2 separate regions of the Mus musculus genome follow, and region 2 is linked to region 1. Evidence: chromatin loops called from intact Hi-C (ENCODE). Cell type or tissue: heart. All regions are shown on one strand.

Region 1 (2,500 bases):
GAAAGAGAGAGAGTGAGATACAGAGGAAGTCATTAGTCACAATGCCCCACACAACCTGTACATATTATACACACATGCCCACCCATGTAGACATATCCCCAATATACATAATAAAAACATTTTAAAAAAGATTTATTTATTTTTATGATTACACTGTAGCACACCAGAAGAGAGCACCAGATCCCATTACAGATGGTTGTGAGCCACCATGTGGTTGCTGGGAAATGAACTCAGGACCTCTGGAAGAGCAGTCAGTGCTCTTAACCCTTGAGCCATCTTTCCAGCCACGACCCGCTCTCCCCCTCCGCCACCCCACCCCCCCCCCCCGTACAAATCCTTTCACCACATCTCTAAGCTGTGCAGCAGTCAGCCTGTGCATCATATCCCAAGAGGCAGCCCCTGGAAAACGTGGGGCTTTGGCTGTGGTGTAGTGTCACCCAGGCCAGCCTCCCCCCTTCTGTGGTAGCTTTCTTTGTGCTAAACAAAGTAGTTTGGCCTCCTGGCCTTTCACATCACAGCCTGGGTTATTTTAGACAGAGATAGATTAGAAAAGAAAGCAGGGACGGCAGCTAGCTCCGATCTGCTGTGATGCTTTAAATGGCCAATTTGGAGAGCACGCCTTTTGTCACTCAGTGCATTCTGGGAAATTCTGCGGTGAAGCTGTTATGTTACAGAGGTCAATCAGAGCCATCTGGGTTAGCAACGTGCTCCCTGAGCACCTACTCTCAATTGTGTGTGATGCTGGGCACTTAGGTCACAGATAGGAGAGAGGCACAGCGTCATTAAACCTGTCATGTGTTAGACACACTATTCAGGTCTGACCAACGATGACTGTGACTAGATACAGCTCATGGCCTGAATCAGATGATGATGATGATGATATTAATGGTGGTGGTGGGATGTGTGAAGACCAGAAGTCAATTCTAGGTGTTGTTCCTCAGGAGCCATTCAGGGTCTCTCACGGGGACCCCGGGTTTGTCACTTCTGACCTCCTGTCTCTGCCTCCTGCACATGCCTGTTTCTTTTTGTGTGAACACTGGGGATGGAACTCAGGTCCCCATGTTTGTGAGACAGGTACTTTACTAATGGAGCCACAACCCCAGCTCACACGACCTGTTTCATGCAGCAGACAGACACAGCCCTGCTCTTTGCCTTGCCCCTTACCTGTGATGTCATGCTTAAAAGACAGCCTCAGGCATGAAGCCTAAAATAGTCACATTCACAGAAAATGTCTGCCAGCTCCCACTTCACACCCCACACTCTCTGCTTCAGAAAATACGTACGCAGGCACGCACATATGCACGTGCACACTTGGGGTTTTGTCTTTTCAAACAAAGCAGGTTATTACCACATGATGCTGGAGACCGTAAGAGAAAGAAAAGTGCATTTCCTCCTGGGATCCACATTGACTCCAACCTGCTGCCTCCCCACATCTGCTCAGTTGTCCCCTTCAGACTCAGGGACTCTCTTCCAGCCAGCCCTTTATCTCTTCTGTCTCTCAGAGTCTGTCAGCATGCTCGGCCACCACCTCCATTTATCCACTAGGGGGCACCCGCATACTGCTGATGGATGACCAGGCCAGCGGAACCAGGGCAGACCAGGGTGGGCTGTCTGCCCAGTGTGAAACAGAGGTGGTGGAAGGACTTGACTTCCACTGTTAGCATCGGTTGCCACATATTGCCTGAGAAAAGGATGGACTGATGCAAAGACTTAATCCCCATGTCCTTGGACTCTGTGTGATGTTCTCGCAGAGATTTTACTGAGGTGTGCTTCAAGAGCTACAGCAGAGCCACTAGTGAATGCACCCAGGGGCCTGGGGCCTTGGTGGCATCTCTAACAAGGCACATGGGCTCTCTGTTTCCGGTCTTGGAAGTGAGGAAATAGAGGTGTAGGATTTAGGGGTCTGGCTCCGAGATGGGGAGAATCAAATTTGCCTGATGAAGGCAGACTTCAAACCATATGGCTCTTGTTCCTACTCTGAGGGGGTGTCATGAGGACGTCTGTCCCCTAGCCACAGTGGTGCTAAGAACTTGGGACTTAGTTATTCTGACATTTCATGATCAAACAAAGATCTATATGGAGGCTGGACCATGGGACTCTGTTATTCCCAGCAGGCAGTGCGACAGGACTCTGCATACAAGGTGGGTGTTAAAATATGTCTAAAGACTGACTTTAGGCAGCATCTGTGACCCGTCACCATGGACACAGCTGCTTTTGAATTCTCCGAGCTCCTGTAAGGAACCCCGATAGACTCACTGCCTCACTAAAGCAGATCCGCATATGGCCTTTTGTCTGTACCCAATCTTTGGTGAGTGGTGAGACCACAGAGAATAACGTTACCAGTATACCAAGTTCCATGGAACTCTGCAGAGGTTAGCGGTCTCATGTTTATTCCGTCCATGAAACATAACCAAATGCTCTGCCCAAACTGCACGTTGGCAGGAAGAACTCATGGAGTCCTTGGTGGTAAAAGAGAGGGTCAGGGGCCTGTGCCTGGAAT
Region 2 (2,500 bases), 460 kb after region 1:
GACAATACAAACTCAATTTAAAAACAATAAACTATTCCCCTTTTTAAAAAGCCAAGGAGAAAATGAGGCAGTAAAACTACCTTACGGGGCTGGTGAAATGGCTCAGTGGGTAAGAGCACCCGACTGCTCTTCTGAAGGTCCAGAGTTCAAATCCCAGTAACCACATGGTGGCTCACAACCATCTGTAATGAGATCTGACTCCCTCTTCTGGTGTGTCTGAAGACAGCTACAGTGTACTTACATATAATAAATAAATAAATCTTAAAAAAACAAAAAACAAACAAACAAAAAAAACTACCTTACAACGAACAAGCATGTGACCACCCCAGAGAAAACACCCCAACTTCATCCACCACACGGCTGCTTCCCACGGACTTCAGACATGAGTTCTTATCATCGGTAAGGAGAAGCAATACCAGGGCTGGGGAGTGGCTCAGCAGTGAGGCGCTTGTCTAGAGTGCCTAAGGCTCTAGGTACTCTTCAGGACACGAAATATCAAAGCAACCAATAACAAGTCTCTATGGGAACAAAGCACTAGAGGCCACGTTAATAGGAAGAGTGTCAAAAATGAATTCAAGGAAAGGGTAAGTTCTTATTGCTTGGCTTATGTCAAACAAAGTAACAGAAACGGACATGACAGCTGGAAAGGCCTGTGCACCAGCCTCCTCCTTTCACCTGAGCCAGTGAAGCCACTCTGCAGGACCCTGCACGGACCCAGAGTTCTGTGTAAAGGAGCTGGACCCACAGTAGCCTGAGCTGATTGATAGCTGTGGATCACTGGATGCTGTCAAGTGTTTACACAGGAGAAATACATATCCGACTCACAGAGCCCTTCAATACACAGGAAACCACTTGTACCAAATCAAGATTGTGACTGCTAGCCAAGCTCCACAGTCACATTTACCTCACGTAAGATACTGTGCTTCCTAAATTTATAAAATAGCACACATAACTCAATATCTAATTTAAATCTCACAAACTTTAAAAAACTTAAAACATAAAAAGTGGAAAATTAGATTCACATGAGTAGAAAGACCTGAAGATGAAGAAGAAACACCTCTATCCACTGTAAAAATAAAGTACTTTTCCCTCCAGATTATATGACAGTACCAAATAGTGTACTTTCAGAAAGACCTTATATCTATGACAATCGGGACATTTTCAAAACAGAGAATCCTGGTAAGAGCAATCCAAGCTGGCCTCTAAGTCCGTCTGAGGAGCAGGGAGAGCACAGCATGTCTGGCTACACCGTGACAGCGGGAGGAGGAGGCTTCTCCAAGCAGAGGCAGGAGCAGCAGCATAAAAGGCACACACCATCCTCACAGGACCTCAGCAGTACACCCGCAGCACCGCTCCTTCCTCAAACTCCACTAGGAGCCATTACCAAACCACAACCCCAGCCAGCCCAACTTTCTACGCAGCCACACTAACCTATTTCTCGACTCTTACACTATTCCATCAAAGAAGTGAGCTCTAAGAAAGAGCACAACCCAACGATACCGTAAATCACTCATTACATCATAAAAGTGCTACCACACTGCCATCCTGTGGAAACACAGTTCCTGGCATTCACTGCTGCAAACTATGCTCCTGGTTAGAAAAATGCCCCCTAAAACAACTGGACTTATTCACATGTACAATTTAGTTTTACTCTGTTTAGAGAGAAATCGATAGAAATCCTAATCTTGTTTTTCCTCAGAATATTGAGTGGCAGTGGCATGGCAGCTAGTGAACCTGTGGCCAATGCCACACTGGGCTCCAGGTCCACTGAAACCGTAGGTTGATAAGAGTGCTGCGCTCACTTCCACACCTCCCTGAGAAGCCATTACAACTCGGCAGCACTCTCTGGGCCATCTTTTATTCTGGAGTGTCAGGGCATGATGTGGAGGTCAGAGGACAACCTAGAGGTCTCCCTTCCTCCTTGAGACAGGTCTTTCTTGGCTGTTGCATACCCTAGTGATTGAATTATGGAGCTACCATGGCTGCTTCAAATGTGTTCCAGTCAGGGCCTCACACAGTGCCTGTCACCTTTTCCTCTGCCCACGTCTCTGGAGTTTTAAGCTACTACTACTCTTCTTTCTGCAAACTTAAGAGAAGGGTCTGTGAACACACAAATCCACCTACATTAACCCACCATAGGGCCCACCAGCCCTTGTAAGTTACTTCATCTCTCGGTCAGTGTCAAATAGGAACAGCTAACAAAATATCCCTCTTCTGTTAGACAAGATACAGAGGAGAAAGACCTTACAATCCAATCAGTTCCACCTGACTGCTATCAAACAATATTAAAGTTTGTAAGAAGGTTGAAAAGTTTACTTAGTAAAGCCACCTTGCTACTTTGTGAGCACTCTGGCTACCGAGAGTTTTGGTAAACGGGTAAAGCCTGGGGAGAGCAGCAAGAGCAACAGGCAGGAAATAGGCTCTTCCGACTAGCAGGACAGCTGGGTGTGCGCACAGGCACAGGTATACACTCTTCTTCCCAGGGACACTGCTCATAGCC

Evidence for each region. Hi-C counts contacts between places; a loop is a spot of excess contacts. Peaks named below come from ENCODE experiments on the same cell type or tissue, not always from the same donor. Only the 100,000 strongest peaks of a DNase experiment are listed, where the experiment ranks them.
Region 2: a loop joins it to region 1, with 2.4 times the contacts of the local background. A loop is called at or near these places in 5 of 42 quality-filtered maps.

The regions. Positions count from the first base shown.
Region 1 is chr9:114,796,251-114,798,750 of GRCm38, forward strand. All of the region lies in intron 1 of Cmtm8 (CKLF-like MARVEL transmembrane domain containing 8), which reads right to left. Among named protein-coding and RNA genes, the nearest start is that of Cmtm7, 16 kb to the left of the region's middle. In heart, no CTCF peak of the experiment used is centred here; a DNase peak (open chromatin) is centred at 1,541; H3K27ac peaks cover 772 bases.
Region 2 is chr9:115,260,239-115,262,738 of GRCm38, forward strand. The region is part of intron 5 of Stt3b (STT3, subunit of the oligosaccharyltransferase complex, homolog B (S. cerevisiae)); the gene reads right to left. Among named protein-coding and RNA genes, the nearest start is that of Stt3b, 49 kb to the right of the region's middle. In heart, a CTCF peak has its summit at 1,555 (motif pointing left); no DNase peak of the experiment used is centred here.